Regions from separate parts of the Mus musculus genome. Here region 2 is linked to region 1. The links are chromatin loops, found by intact Hi-C in ENCODE. Cell type or tissue: left cerebral cortex. All regions are shown on one strand. Each heading gives the region's core, and the rest is flanking DNA. Links, peaks and the distances in the headings are about the cores only.

Region 1 (8,336 bases), core at 303-8,302:
CAGATACTACCTGGAATGCTTGTGGTGGTTTGAATATGCTTGTGCCAGGGAGAGGCACTATCAGGAGGTGTGGCCTTGTTGGAAAAAGTGTGTCATTGTGAGGGTGGGTTTTGTAGCTCTCCCCAGGATGGAAGAGACAGTCTTCTCCTAGCTGCTTTTTGAACAAAAAAGGTAGACTGCTCAGCAACTCCAGAGCCATACCTGCCTGGATGCTGCCATGCTTCCCGCCATGATGAAAACGGACTGAGCCTCTGAATCTGTAAGCCAGCCCCTATCAAATGTTGTTCTTTATAAGAGTTGCCATGGTCATGGTATCGCTTCACAGCAATGGAACCCTAACTAAAACAATGCTGTAGGCTATATTTTTGTTCTCACTCCATTAAACAAGTTTGCTTGACTCAACTACACTGGATGAGCTTGATCACATGTAGGTACAGAGAGAGGTACAGAGGCAGAAAATACGTTGGGATGTATGCTTGCCACTCATTGGGCCTGATGGCAAATGTGGTGGCCTTATGGGTTTGCCTTTAAAAGCTTGCTTAAAAGCCTCTGCAAATGCGACTCATGTCCATTTTCTAGGAACCCTTGCATGGTCCTGGTCAGAGGCCATCATCCTGGCTAGTATTTAATTAAAGCTTGTCTCAAATATGGCTCAAAATGGTCATAGTGGTCTTATCCTATTCCTGGCAGCATTAGCACATGCCCTACGAAGTCTATGCCTGGCCAGAGCCTGTAACCTAGACTGGAAATGTGAGAGGAGAGGCAGGAGAGATGTTTCAAAGCCTAAGAGTGCCTGCTCTTACAGAGGACCTGAGTTTGGTTTTCAGAGTCCAGTGTCGGAGAGGCTTACAACCGCCTGTAACTCTAGCTCCCCGAGACCGGGTACCATCTTGTGTGCTCATTAGTCATCTGAATAGAGGTACAGAGACACATACATAAATCAGAAATAAACCTTAAAGGACAGAAAAGAGAAGGGGCTGGATCGATGGCTCAGGGGTTCAGAACGCTTACTGCTCAGTCAGAGGACTGGAATTCAGATCCCAGCACCAACGTGGGGCCACTCACAGGTCCATAACCTGTAACCACAGCCTCAGGAGTCTGATGCCATCTTCTGACCTCCGTGAGCATCTACACACCTGTGCCTAGACACACACATTTGTGTAGACATACACACATGTGCCCAAAGACACATGATTAGAAATAAAATAGGAGTTTTGGTTTTTTTTTTTAAAGAAAAAGAAAGAGCTGGGCTACTGGACTCTCTTTTGAGGAATTTAGAACAGTTAAGGAAGATGGAGGTGGGAGGGTCTGGTAAAAGAGTAAGTTAGCATGGAATGGTCCACATGGGTCATGTGCATGTGTGGCTTAAGAGTGGAGACAAATGAGAAAGGAGAGGACACCAGCCACAACAGAGAGTGTGAGAGAGAGATGTAGACACATACATATGGATATATACACACATCACACACATATACACACACATACACACATGCACATACATATACACGTGCACATATACATATATACCCATACCATGCACATATATTCACATACATATATACCCATAGAAACCATAAACACAACAGAGAGCAATGGGCTGGAAGGAGCCTCACTGTCTGCCCTGGCCTAGGACTATGCTCAGAGCGAGGCATGGTCACACGCAGCTGCAATCTAATCACTTGAGAGGCAAGGGCAGGAGGATCCTGAGTTTAAGGATAGTTTAGGCTACTGTCTCTAAAAGAAAAAAGAGATTTATTTTCTGTGTATAAAAGTCATTGATTCTAGTAACTAGGACCCTTGTTTATAAGAGTGGATAGATTACTAATATTACTCCAAGATGTCTAAGCCTATATTGATCTATGATCTCCTTGTTTGTTAGTCTTGGCAGGGATATTACAAAGAGTGGTAGGAATGAAGTTCAGCAAGATCTTGAATTCATCTTAGCACACTGGTCCCCAGGGACAGGGCCCTCAGGTTAGGACTCAGGTCTACCCTAACAGTAACAGTGTGTCTCAGACACCGAGGAGGCTCCATTTATCATCTTGTTTACTATTATCATTTAAGACCTATTTCTTTTACTTTATGTGTACGAGTGTTTTGCTCGCATGTATGCAAACGCACCACCTGTGTGCCTGGTACCCTCGGCCATGCAAGCAGCACTGGTTAAACTCAGTAGAAGACACACAGAAGTAGGAGGCAGACTTGCTGGGAAAAAGGATTCAACAGGAGTGCGCAGAGCTAGGACAGGGTAATGGGAGGTCAGCATGATCAAAATTCATTATATCCATGTGTGAACTTGTCAATGAATTAAAAGTTCATTTAAAGCAACAATTATGTAAACAACAAGCAATATTTTCCTCCCTCAGATCCACAGAGGTGTGTGTGTGTGTATGTGTGTGTGTGTGTGTGTGTGTGTGTGTATGTGTGTTATTGGGGATTTGGGGCCCTGCCCACACTAGGCAAGCATCCTGCCACTGACCTATGTCCCTATGTCCCCAAGTCCCTGCTGCTGTTCTTTGCCTCCTACACTCCATTCTCTGCATAATGCCTAACAGCAGCATTTGGAAACAGAACTCTAACTGTTCAATGTCTTTTTGACATGGCCTGAGCAGGTCTCCCCAACATCCTCTCTGCTTGTTGTAGCCTTGCTGACTCACTGTACCCCAGCCGCAGGGACTTTCTCTAATCCCCTGAGCTCCTTTTTGCCTGGGAGCTATTGGAGAAACCTCTCTAGGCACTGGGCCCTTCCCTGCCTCACCTCATGCAGGCCTTGCCCTACCTATGGTGCCTCACTCTCTGTTGCAGGTATCCTGTCACCCTGTCTTGCTTTATCAGGGATTATCCACGGCTACTCAGAACTGCTTCTTTTCTCCTTTGCTGACTTACTGCTTTGGTATGAGAGGGTATCACAAGGCCAGGCATGGTGGTACCCACCTTTCATCCCAGCACTCCAGAGGCAGAAGCAGGTGGATCTCAGTGAGTTCCAGACCAGCCAGGGCTACCCAGTAACACCTTGTCTCAAACCAAACAAAGCAAAACTACAGGGGGGCAAGAAAGATGGCTCAGTGGTTAAGACCTCTGTCTTGGGGTTTCTATTGCTGTGATGAAACACAATGACCGAAAGCAAGATAGGGAGGAAAGGGCTTATTTGGCTTCCACTTCCACATTATCACCCATCAATGAAAGAAGTCAGGACAGGAATTCAAAAGGGTAGGAAGCTGGAGGCAGAAGCTAATTCAGAGGCCATGGAGGAGTACTGCCTACTGGCTTGCTTTCCATGGCTTGCTCAGCCTGCTTTCTTATAGAACCCAGGACCACAAGCCCAGGGATGGCCCCACCCACCATGGTCCCCCTCACCCCCATTAATCACTAATTAAGAACATGCCTTATAACTGGATCTGATGGAGGCATTTTCTCAAATGAGGTTCCTTCTTTTCAGATGACTCTAGCTTGTATCAAGTTTACTATAAGAACAAGCACTTTCTGCTCTCACAGAGGACCTGGGTTCAGTTCCCAGCAGCCACATGGTGGCTCACAAGCATTCGTGACTCCAATTTCAGAGATTCAATGCTGTCTTCTGACTTCCAAGGGTACCAGGCATACACATGGTTTATATACATACATGAAAGCAAAAAACATGTGTGCACATAAAATATAATAAGTAAATCTAAAAAAGAAAAAATTAAAAACAAAAACCCAACAAGAGGGCCGGGCGTGGTGGCGCATGCCTTTAATCCCAGCACTCGGGAGGCAGAGGCAGGCGGATTTCTGAGTTCGAGGCCAGCCTGGTCTACAGAGTGAGTTCCAGGACAGCCTGGGCTATACAGAGAAACCCTGTCTCAACCACCCCTCCCCCCCCAAAAAAAATCCAAAAACCAACCAACCAAACAAAAACCAACAAAAGGTGCCACAACCAGCAGAGACCTCACCTCCCTGGCCTTGAAAGCGACTATTCTGTCAGCATCTGGATGGGTTTCAGGGACACAGAGATACTCAGTAAATATAAAGTGACACACAGAGAGGTGAACTCCCTTCCACCTTTGTGGCTTGGATGGGAAGTCTGGGTTTATGCCTCTGGCTAGTCACACCCTCCTTTCACAGTTCTGTTAAACTACTTAAACCAGGTCCAGTCCTTGAAATTTTCTGGAATACAGTTCAGCAAAGCTAACTGGAGGCTTTGGCTTTGTGTGTCTGAATGAGTACTTTGTAGTCCACATCCACCCCACTCTGTAGGAAAAACACTTGACAGCTGCACTCACTCGGGTTTAGTCTGTTCTGGCACAAGGCAAACCTGCTTCCTGGCAGCCCCTGGGCCCCACTGCCAATGAGAACACAGGGAGAGAGATTGATTCAACTCTCTAAGTTCATTTGTGAAAACTCTGGGGCAGGGAGGGCCTGGCCTAGCTCACATGACCAGCCAGTTGTGGCAGATGGAAAGCATCCCACAGCATGGGCCATGGGAGTCAAGTCTCAGGGATGTCCCTAAGAAAAAGAGGCTTGCTACAAACCCTGAATCAGATCAATGGAAACAGGGCTGTTGTTGTTGTTGTTGTTGCTGCTGCTGCTGCTGCTGTTGTTGCTGTTGTTGTTGTCTTCATCATTGTGGTTGTTGAGATGCTATAGACAAGGCTGAAGTGGAACTCAGTCAGGTGTCTAGGCTGGCCCTAAATTTGCAATTCTCCAGTCTTAATGTTATGATTAGGAGTGTGCACCACTGCATCCAACTAGTGCTGAGTTTTATAAAAAAGAAAAAGAGCCAAGGAGATGTGTGATAGAGCGAGGTATGGTAAGGTGGGAGGGGGTGTCTCTGTGGGCTCATGCTGAGGCATTCCTTCCCCCTGAGGGACCAGCCATACAATGGTATAGTATAGAACAGGGTTTATCCAGGGTATGGGAGGGGAGCTGAGAAGGGAGGAGAGAGAGACAGAGAGACAGAGAAGGGGAGAAGAAAGGCCGACCAAGAACAGCTGGAAAGAGAGAAATTGGGGAGTGGGGGGGAGAGAGGGAGAAGGGCAGAGAGTAAGAGAATAAGAGATTGAGGATGGGCCAAGCAGCCCCTTTTATAGTAAGTCAGGCATACCTGGCTGTGGCCAGGTAACTGTGGGGCAGAGCCTAGAAGGAATACTAATAATTAGAATATAGATTTTTTTTCTGCATTTATGTACTTTGTGTGTGAGGGGGGGAGGGAGAGAGAGAGAGGAGAGAAGGGGGAGAAAAGGGGGAAGAAAGAGAGGAGAAAAAGACAGGGGAGGGGAGAGAGAGAGAGAGAGAGAGAAAAGGGGGGGAGAGAACATCAAGCTATGTTTGCTAAGGACAGGGACAACTTGCAGAATTGATTGCAGCCTGTGGGTGGGGATTGGACCTAGGACATCAGGAAGCTTGGCACAGACTAAGCCATTTCCAGGGGGCTAATGTGGACCATTTAAAAGATTTTACCGTCATTTATGTGTCTGTCTGTGTAAGGCATGGTGTGTATTTGAGTGAGTTGCTCTCAGAGGCCAGGAGAGGGTTGGTTCTACTGGAACAACTAGAGCTATGGAGAGTTGTAAGTTGCCTGGCTGTCCTGGAACTCACTTTGTAGACCAGGCTGGCCTCGAACTCAGAGATCCACCTGCCTCTCTGCCTCCTGAGTGCTGGGATTAAAGGCGTGCGCCACCACGCCCGGCTTTTTTTTTTTTTTTTTTTTTTTGGTTTACCCAATATTTTTAATTACTCTGCAAGCTATATTCTGTTACTGGGAGTCAATTCCTTGACTCTAACCAGGAAACCCCGGATCCATTTCCTGTCCCTGCAGGTTAGTTATCTGGGCTCTTTTAAAAATGCTGTATGATTGGGTTACATAGCATGAGTTTATCAGTGCCTGGCTCTTACAGCCTAGCCTGATACTGGTGAAATTCATTTCTATTGTTGCATCTAGCAGTGATTTGAAGAAAGAGCCAGTTTCTGGATGCTAAGTAACTGTCAGTTAACAGCTACCAGTACTCAGGCAGGTACAACAGGACCTCATTTGTCAAAACAAGGTGTATATATAGCAGAATAGTTTTATGTCAATGACACAAGCTACAGTCACCTCAACCAAGGAAATGTCTCCAATAAGATCTGGCTGTAGACATGCCTATAGAGCATTTTCTTAATTAGTGATTGATGGGGAAGGGACTAGCCCAATGTGGGTACTGCCATCCCTAGGCTGATGGTCCTGTCTTGGGTTCTATAAGAAAACTGGCTGAGCAAGTCACGAGGAGCAAGCCGGTAAGCAGCAAAGCTCCATGCCTCTGCATCAGCTCCTGCCCCCAGGTTCCTGCCCTGCTTGATTCCTGTCCTCACTGCTTTTAATGATGAACTGTTATGTGGAAATGTGAGTAAAATGAGCCCTTTCCTCCACAGTTTGCTTTTGGTCATCACATCAATAGAAAAGAGTGTTTGTGTGTGTGTGTGTGTGTGTGTGTGTGTGTGTGTGTGTGTGTGTTTTAAATGAAACAGGTTCTGACTAAGTATTCCTGGCTGGCCTGGAACTCACAGAGATCCGCTTGTCTTTGCCTCTGCCTTCTGAGTGCTGGGATTGAAGATAGGTACCATCACACCCAGACCTATTTTTACTTTTTTGTAAGTATTTTAAGGAATTGGGGTAATGGTTCAGTGGATAAGAGCTCTTATTAAACAAACAAGAAGACCTAAGATCAAACCTCTATCAACTTCATAAGAAATTGTGTGGGTGTGGTCATGTATGGGCATAAATGTGTGTAGGCCTATGACCCCAGCCCACTGGCCAGGCATAGCTCACAGCTCATATGAACTTCTGTTAAATGAGAGACCCTGCCAAGGCACTAGGCAGGCAGTAGAAGAAGAGAACACCCAGTATCCTGCTTTGGCTGCCTCGTGCGTGTAGTGAGTTCTTCTAAATGTAAAACGTGCACAAGCAATTTCTAAAAGTGTTTGAATGCCCTACAAAGATTTTTTTTTTTAAGCAGAAGGAACATATATTGAGGAAAAGTGAAAAAGAACTTTTGAGAGTAGGAAAGGCTTCAAAGGAGAAAAGCCAGTCTGTGGCTTTTAAAACAGGGCTGGGAAAATATCTTGAATTCTTATGATTTTTAAGTGATGAGAAAAGTTCCTTGTTACATTTTGAACTGCTGACGTGTTGGGTCCTGTTTTACTTCAGAGGTTTGAAAGCAATGATTGGCTGGGAGTGTGGCCGTATGGGAGAGCTCTTGCCTGGCAGGTGCAAAACCCTGTGCTGAATGCCCAGTACCACAAAAACCAATCAATCAATCAGGCAATCAATCAATTAATCAACAGGACCACGTTTGTCTAGTATCATTTTGATGAGTTACCACCTGACTTCAGTTTCAGGTCCTCTTTTTGTTTTAAGATTTATTTATTTATTTTATGTATATGAGTACACTGTAGCTGTACAGATGGTTGTGAGCCTTCATGTGGTTATTGGGAATTGAATTTTTAGAACCTCTTCTCACTCTGGTCAACCTGATCAGCTCTGCTTGCTCTGACCCAAAGATTTATTTATTATTATGTGTAAGTACACTGTAGCTGTCTTCAGACATTCCAGAAAAGGGTATCCGATCTCATTACAGGTGGTTGTGAGCCACCATGTGGTTGCTGGGATTTGAACTCAGGAAGAGCAGTCAATGCTCTTACCGACTGAGCTATCTAGCCAGCCCAGTTTTAGGCCATCTTAAGTCTTCTCAAATTTTAACCAGATTGGGTGTGAACCATTAACACGCTGTCTGTGCCACCCTTGAGCCAGCAGACAAGAAAAAAGGCTGGGTCCGTTGTGGTCCTTAACATGTGTTATATGGAAGGTGGTATCTGTGGGGCTGCGGGAGGAGAGCTAGGAGCAAGATGGCTCAGAGGATAACATACTTTCTGAGCAAGCCTAGCTACCTGGAGTCCCAACTCCAGGTAGAGTGGAAAGATAGTTGATTCCACAAAGTTGTCCTTTAACCTCTGTGGCATGCCAATGTCCTTACCCAACACAACACACACCACCACCACCACCAATAAACTGTGGGGTAAAAACCATTTACTCACTCAGACATACCAACCCTAGGTCTCTGTGGGTGAATGCAGAACATGGTTTTTACCCAATCCTATAAGGAGATCTGGGGCACCAAGAGAATCCCTGCTGTTCGAGAGTGAACATTAATTTCTTACCTCAAATAAGTTCTTACCTCAAATAAGCCTTCTGGAGCTACAGGTCTAGCCTGTTGATTGCACACGCCCCTCCCCAGCTCTACCTCCAGTTCTAGGGCCAGTGGGATCCTCAGACAGAAGAGAACAGGAACTCACCACGTAGATCAGGGCTGGCTTTGAACTCAGAT
Region 2 (8,336 bases), core at 254-8,253, 400 kb after region 1:
TGCCATAGCTAATGCTTCTTTACCTTAAGAGCAAGTGAAGGACTGGCAAGATAGCCGGTAACTCAGTGCATAAATGTGTCTTCCTTTAAGCCTGCAGACCTGAGTTCCATCCTGGGACTCACAGCTCCTGAGACTCATGCATAAGACACACATGCCTGTGCATGTTCACACACACACACACACACAGGGACAAAGACACACACACACATGGACACACACACATACACACACACACACACACACACACACACACACACACACGGACACGGACACGGACACACACGGACACACACGGACATGGACACACTACAAATAAAATATAAATAAACCTTGGTTTAAAAAAAAGACCTTTAGCCGGGCGTGGTGGCGCACGCCTTTAATCCCAGCACTCGGGAGGCAGAGGCAGGCGAATTTCTGAGTTTGAAGCCAGCCTGGTCTACAGAGTGAGTTCCAGGACAGCCAGCCACCCTCTCTCGAAAAACAAAACAAAACAAAACAACCAACCAAACAAAAACCCTGCTGAGTGGTAGTGGCACATACATCTAATCCCAGCACTCGGGAGGCAGAGGCAGGCAGTTTTTTGTGAGTTTGAGGCCAGCCTGGTTTATAGAGTTCCAGGACAGCCAAAGAAACCCTGTCTCAAAAAAACAAAACAAAACAAACAAACAACCTCACAACAAAAACAAACAAAAGAAGGCCAAAGAGAACCCATTGAAGGTTGGGGCCACCAAGGTAACCATTCAATAGACATGGGACATCATAGACAATGGAACATTTGCATCTTGAAAAGTCTCTGAGATGTTACCACCAAGAGTATAATTGGTCAATCCTTTACGTACAGCCATTTCACCATATCTTTCAAAATTACCAATATATGTACCTCTTTCCCAAGCAACTTCCCCTATAGGAATTTATCTTACATATTTTCTGCCTCCACCTCCCGAGTGCCAGCATGATAGTCATGTACAGCATGCCCGGGATCATGACAAAAGAAAGTTTCATAATAAGTATCTACTGACTAAAGGAATTGTAAAATCAGTGTGCTTTTACAATGACTTCTGCTATTTAGAAAAGGGTTTAGGAAATTTGGTTCCTGGCATAGTCCTCAGAGTAGACCCCATGAACACTGGGCCAGACATGGAGTCTGTCTTTACCCTTGGAACCATGCTTATCTTGGGAACACCCCTGCCCCCGTGCCCCCAACCCCCAGAAGCACAGCTGGGAAAGATTGCAAGCTTCTTTAATTAGGCTCCTTGCTGAAAGGCATCCAAGTCTCACTGTTGGTTTCAAGGCAACTGGTGCTGTGGGATGCAATCCCCTCCCCACAGTGATCTGACTATGAAGTCTGGTGTTCTAGCCTGCCATGGTATTTGTCTTGGCTAGGGTTTCTATTGCTGTGATGAAAGCCCATGACCAAAAAGCTAGTTGGAGAGGAAAGGGTTTATTTGGCTTGAATTCCACACATTCCGCATTGTTGTTCATCACTGAAGGAGGTCAGGACAGAAACTCAAGCAGGGCAGAATCCTGGAGGCAGAAGCTGCTGCAGAGCCCATGGAGAGGTACTGCTTACTGACTTACTTCCCATGACTTGCCCAGCTTCCTTTCGTATAGAACCCAGAACTATCAGCCCAGGGATGGCACCACCCACAATGGGCTGGGCTCTCCCCAAGGATCGCCAACTGAGAAAATACCTTACAGCTGGATCTCATGGAGGCATCTCCTTAACTGAGGCTCCTTCCTCTCTGATGACTAGCTTGTGTCAGGCTAGTTGACACACAAAACCAGCCAGCGCAACGTTATGTACAGGTATGTATTCCCAGCACTTGGGGCAGGCGTGAGGCTAGCCTGGGCTATATACTAAGTTTATGATCAGCATGTCTCAGAAGGAAGAGGAGGCTAAGGTGGGGAGGAGGAGGTGTGTCTTGTGTTTTGTGTTTGCCCGCATCACATGACACGTCTGAAACCACGGGTAGCAGCAGAAGTAGCAGCAGGGAAGCAAGTTAAGGCACAACGCCTTGGGTTCTGATTAAATTCCAGTGGGAAAGAACGCTGACAGAAGGGACGTGGGTTTCACCACCTTGGTCTGATAAGGAAGATGAAAGGGAGTCAGAAGCTCACCTCCAAAGGAAGTTCCCTATTTCTCAGGGCTGGGGCAGCTCTGGGCGCCCAGGAAGACAAAGCCACTGGGAACTCTGTCCTGACAGGGTCCCTGACTGAGATGAGTATAAGAAACAAGCTGGCGAGGTGGGGACTCTGGCCTTCAGCCTGTGCTTGTGGCTGTTTCTGTACTGTACGGCTCCCTCTCCAATCGATTCTACTGATGAGAAAACCGAGGCTTGGAGGAGTGTGTGACCATACCTAAGACTCCCAGCTAGCAAGGATCCAGGTTACAGCCAGGACGCCTTTCTCTTGCTCTGGAGCAACTGGAATAAATTCAGAAGTACCTGCTTGCCCTCCCCTGCCGTGCTGGAACGGAAACAGGGACTCTGCTGTGTCTGGCATATCCTCTACCACAGAGCTACACCCCAGCTCAGAAGTACCTACTTTTGAGTCAGCAATTACTATTTAACTCTTTTTTTTTTTTTAATATTATTTATTTACTTATACGAGGACATTGTAGTTGTTTTCAGACACACCAGAAGAGGGCATCAGATCCCATTACAGATGGTTGTGAGCCACTATGTGGTTGCTGGGATTTGAACTCAGGACCTTTGGAAGAGCAGTCAATGCTCCTAACGGCTGAGCCATCTCTCCAGCCCTTAAATGCTTTTTTTAAAAAATAAAATTGCCATGTAGCAGAGGATGGCCTAGTCGGTCATCAGTGGGAGGAGAGGCACTAGGTCCTGTGAAGGTTCTATGCCTCAGTATAGAGGAATGCCAGGACCAGGAATGGGAGTGGGTGGGTTGGGGAGCAGGGGGAGGGGGTAGGAGATAGGGGATTTTTGGAGGGGAAACTAGGAAAGGGGATAACATTTGAAATGTAAATAAAGAAAATATCTAATAAAAAATAAATAAATAGGGCTGGAGAGATGGCTCAGAGGTTAAGAGCACTGACTGCTCTTCTGAAGGTCATGAGTTCAAATCCCAGCAACCACATGGTGGCTCACAACCATCCGAATGAGATTCTGGTATGTCTGAAGACAGCTACAGTGTACTTAGACATAATAACTAATACATCGTAATAAATAAATAAATAAATAAATAAATAAAATAAATAAGATTGCCTTGGTCATGGTGTTTCTTCACAGCCATAGAACCTTCATAATAAATAAGTGCCTGTGTCTGCATTCCTTCTAGGCTCCACCCAACAGTTACCTGGCAACAGCCGGGTAGGCGTGGCTCTCTATAAAAGAGGCTGTTTGGCCCCTCCTGGCTCTCTCTGCCCCTTTTCCTTCTCTGCCTCTCTTCTCTCTCCTCTCTGACCCCTTTCTCCCTCTCTCCCCTTCCCCTCTCTGCCCCCTTCACATGTTCCTGGCCGGCCTCTTCTCTTTCATTCTTTTTCTCTCCCTGATCTTCTCTGTCTCCACTCTCTACCTCTACTCCTTTCTCAAGTCTCCTAACCATGTCCCCAAATAAACTATTCTATACTAGACCTGTCCTATGTGGGGAGGGAGGATGCTTCAGCATGGGCCATCTGAGGCACCCCCTCCCACCACACCATACTGCCCTCTGTCAAACATACCTTTAGCTTTTTATAAAACATAACAACCAGGTGTCACTCCCTTGAAGAAAACTGACTTTCTGTCTTCCAGGAGCAATTCACAAGGTTCCCAACTACAGGACAGATTGCGTGCTCGCTGTACTGGCTGGTTTTTGTGTCAACTTGACACAAGCTGGAGTTATCACAGAGAAAGGAGCTTCAGTTGAGAAAATGCCTCCATGAGATCCAGCTGTAAGGCATTTTCTCAATTAATGATCAAGGGGGCAGGGCCCCTTGTGGGTAGTGCCATCCATGGGCTGGTGGTTCTATGAGAAAGCAAGCTGAGCAAGTCAGGGGAAGCAAGCCAGTAAGTAACATATCTTCATGGCCTCTGCATCAGCTCCTGCTTCCTGACCTGCTTGAGTTCCAGTCCTGACTTCCTTTGGTGATGAACAGTAATGTGAAAGTTTAAGCTGAATAAACCGTTTCCTCCCCAGCTTGCTTCTTGGTAATGATGTTTGTTCAGGAATAGAAACCCTAAGACACTCACCTTCCCTCCTCCACACTGAGATTTTTGTCTAGCTGGAGCATCTGTAGATCTTGTGTGCGCTATCACAGTCCCTGGGCATCCCTGTGTGCACCTGCCCTGTTGTATCTGGAAAGCAGTGTTTCTTTGAAGTCATCCACCATCTCTGCCTCTAACAATCTCTCTGCTCCCTCTTCCACATAGATCCCTGAGTTTTGAGGAGAGGGATGTGATATAAATCTCCCACAGAGGGCTGAGCATTCCACTGCCTCTGAGTCTCTGCACACTGACCAGTAGGTTTCTGTGTTAGTTACCATCTACTGCAAGAAGCTGCTTCTCTAACGAAGGGTGAATATACATTGGTTGTGTTATAGCAATAAGTCATAGGGAGCTGTTTTATTGCTTTAAGCAGAGTAATAGCAGAAGGATTCCCCTAATGCTTGTGGCCTATCTAACCGTACGTTCATCTCATTAACAGTGTCAAACTTGGGTTCTATATCTTGGAGCAAGCCTTAGACCCAATTTTTTTTTTTTGTTTTTTGTTTTTTTTTTTTGTTTTTTGTTTTTTTTTTTGTTTTTGGAGACAGGGTTTCTCTGTTTAGCCCTGGCTGTCCTGGAACTCACTTTGTAGACCAGGCTGGCCTCGAACTCAGAAATCCGCCTGCCTCTGCCTCCCGAGTGCTGGGATTAAAGGCGTGCGCCACCACCGCCCGGCTCTAGATCTAGTTTTTTAAAAGGTGATTGGTTAGGCTGGAGAGATGGCTCAGAAGTTAAGAGCACACTGTCTGCTCTTCCAGAGGGCCTGAGATCAGTTCCCAACAACCACATGGTGATTCACAACCATCTATAATGAGATCTGGTGCCCTCTTCTGGCCTGCAGGCATACATGCAGGCAGAATGCTGTATACGTAATAAATTAAATAAATAAATAAATAAATAAATAAATATTTTTAAGTGGTTGGTTATTGTGGTAGCATCTGTATCACACTGCACCAGTAGGTATGTCTTGTCAAACAGGTTGCTATTGTAACTCACAGGACTTATAGCTGAGAGAGACTGATAATTCCTTTTCTCATCCAGTAGGATACCTAGCATTTTCCAGCACTATGAAGGCTAATCAAGAGGAATGAAGCTTCCAGTTGGGTACCAGATAGATTTCTCCATGTCCTATGACTCAAGAATGCAGTGTTTTCAAGTCCTGAGTGTAAGCAACAGCATTGGCAATAGCCTAACATGATTTAGGGATCTGTGGAACCCCACTGGCCAATAACTCTGAGGCAACCCATTATCAGTTCACGAGGCTTTATTTTGCAGCACACAACATCTAGTTGTGGTATTGTCCCATGAAGGAAGAAGAAAGTTTTTTATATTGAAAGTTTTTTGACAAAAAAAAAATCTTCCTAATTTTCCAGTGTTATTCACAGTTCGGTGCCTCCTCCTCTGTTTCCTTTTCTCCGTGAGGCAAGTTGGTTTTGTGGTTTTTGTAGAGCAACTGTCTTCACTACCCGTTCAATTTTGTGAGCTACTTTTCAGGAATACCACATTGTGGGGCATTTTTCCTTTTTTTACTAAAAACTTTTCAGACTCGATTCTAATCCACAGAACCCACGTGCCTCTGCCTCACCAGGACTAGGATTAAAGGCCCGCACTATCACTAACCTGTATACATAGGGGGTTCCAGGCTAGCCAAGGCTACGTAGTGAGACCATGTCTCAAAAACCAAACCTATTTTCCGGGCTGGAGACATAGCTCAGAGGTTAAGGGTGCTTGCCACCAAATCTGATGACCTGATTTTGATCCCAAGAGTTGAGGAAAAGGCCAATTTATCAGTGGCCTCAAGGTTGGGATGCAATTTTAGTGGCTTTGGTGAGTCCCATGGTAGGATGTGATCTTTGTAAAGTAGGGGAAGTTTTGTTAAATTTAGTTGCTAGTTCATTTGGTCTTCTCTTATGTTGAAATATTTTGGTTTTTGGTGAATACTGGAAGCAGGTATGCCTTGGTTTCTGTGGCTTCCAAGAGCTTCAAAGGCAATAAACATCAGCAGGTTCTGTTTTCCCTCCAGGGTGTCTGGATAGAAGGACATGCAGAACTCAGAGTGGGTGGGGCCTGCGGGATCCTGGTCTGGCTGGGGTCCTAGAGCTTTTTTTTACACGAAGCCCTTCTCTAAAGATATTCAGTGGTACAGCTTGTATGCATACACTTTACTAGGGGTGAACAAAAACCAAATATGAGCCTTGGAGAGTGGGAGGAGTTTTCAGGGTGAACGTAAATCATTGGCTAGAGTTTATAGTACTGGGGAGGCCTTGTTTGCATGAAGAGGCACTCCAGGAACCCCAGGTGCTTGCTGGGCAGGTTCTTAGGGGGGTGGGGAGGGTGTTGTACTTGTAGGTTTTCCAAGGACTATGTGACCTTCCTCAGGTAAACGGTATGGGTGTCAGGCTCCCCCATAAGGTCAGGGACTGGTTATCTCTGCTGGGAAAAGGAATTCTCCATTTAGCAGCTAGCTCAGAGGAGCTATCCAGTCATGGTAGACTGCAATCTTAAATAGCAGGGTTTCTCAACAGTAGGTAAACATAGATATAACATAATATGGGTTAAAGGGATTACATTTGATTGAAAAATGGATAGCTGACTTCTCTCTAGGGTGCAGCAATTGTTCACCCAATCAAGGAGATGAGTGCAGACTTAGCCAAGGAACAAATGACTATTCCTTCATTGGTCCTGAGCTGGACTAATCAGCTGGAGGCAGCTCCATTAGGTTCATCAGGGGTGAAAGAAATACATGGAGGCCTTGTGTGAGGGTCCCAGATAAGGCAACCAGATAATTAATACAAACGTGTAAAATCTTTTCATGCCACATATATCAGCTTTGCTAGCCATTTACATCAGCATCTCTTTAGAGGCAAACTTCTGAGGTCACCTGATGCTTGCTGAGAACAGAAGCCGGCCGACTTTCAGTGTGCTTCACTAAGAATGTCTCCATAACCCACTACTTATTACAGGATGGCAGTTCAAGAGTTTGAATTGGGGGCTGTAGAGATGACTCAGTGGTCAAGAGCACTGACTGCTCTTCCCAAGGTCCTGAGTTCAAATCCCAACAACCACATGGTGGCTCACAACCATCCGTAAAGAGATCTGGCACCCTCTTCTGGAGTGTCTGAAGACAGCTACAGTGTACTTAAAGCATACAATAAATAAATAAATTTAAAAAAAAAAAAAGAGTTTGAATTGTCCTGCTTATTCTCTATTAAGGTTGCATGTGTGTGTCGGTGTGATGTGTGTGTGTCCCTTTAGTGTTTTATAGATTTAGGGACACATTTGAGAAAATGGGTACGTGCACCAGAGTAAATAGGGATGGAAAATCAGTTCATAAACTGATTTTCAAAGGGGACCTTGTAAGAGTAAGAACAGGTGTTCCCAAAAATCGTAACGTTTTTGTTGTTAAAAAAAATCCCAGTATTAAGGATGAGTCACCTCCCTAGGAGTTAGTGCCACCGAGGCCCTAGAGCTCTCTAAAACAGTAAAAGCTATCACCATTGCTATTGGCTGCCCTCCAGAACTGCATGACAAGACTCTATTGCCAAAGATTCCTGACTAGGGCTTGGAGTAAAGAGACCAGGAGAGAATCACAGCCCAGTGTACTACTTAATGTAGGCTTCATGGAAGTTCAAGATAGCCTGGGTCAGCTACTGCAGTAGTGGCACAAATGTTATGAATAAAACTGGCTTTCTCATTGGACTTAAGGCCTCCTCTACAGAGGGATGTCACATCAATACAGGAAGCTTACATGAATTTTATGGCAAGGGAAGTCACAGGCCCCAGTGAAAACCAACTGCTATTGCTTTGGTATGAGTATGATGTGCTGGCTAATGTACTTCCCCACATTTTGTTTTTGTGGCTGTAAACATGACTGCTATCCGATCTCTATGAGTTTGAGGCCAGCCTGGTCTACAGAGTGAGTTCCAGGACAGCCAGGGTACACAAAGAAACCCTCCTGTCTTTTTAAAAAGGAGAGAGAGAAAGGGAGGGAGGGAGGTAGAGAAAGAGAGAGAGAGAGAGAAAGAGAGAGAGAGAGAGAAGGGGAGGGAGGGAGGGAAGGAGGGAGGGAAGGAATGAGGGAGGGAGGAAGGGAGGGAGGGAGGAGAAATTTATGGTTGTGGATTCCTAAGA

The links. Peaks named below come from ENCODE experiments on the same cell type or tissue, not always from the same donor. Only the 100,000 strongest peaks of a DNase experiment are listed, where the experiment ranks them.
Region 2: a loop joins it to region 1, with 2.0 times the contacts of the local background. A loop is called at or near these places in 1 of 42 quality-filtered maps.

What each region holds. Positions count from the first base shown.
Region 1 is chr11:79,263,350-79,271,685 of GRCm38, reverse strand. No RefSeq gene overlaps it. Among named protein-coding and RNA genes, the nearest start is that of Wsb1, 13 kb to the right of the region's middle. In left cerebral cortex, for the core only: no CTCF peak of the experiment used is centred there; a DNase peak (open chromatin) is centred at 4,321.
Region 2 is chr11:78,866,074-78,874,409 of GRCm38, reverse strand. No RefSeq gene overlaps it. Among named protein-coding and RNA genes, the nearest start is that of Lyrm9, 44 kb to the right of the region's middle. In left cerebral cortex, for the core only: CTCF peaks have their summits at 5,059 (motif pointing left) and 7,308 (motif pointing left); no DNase peak of the experiment used is centred there.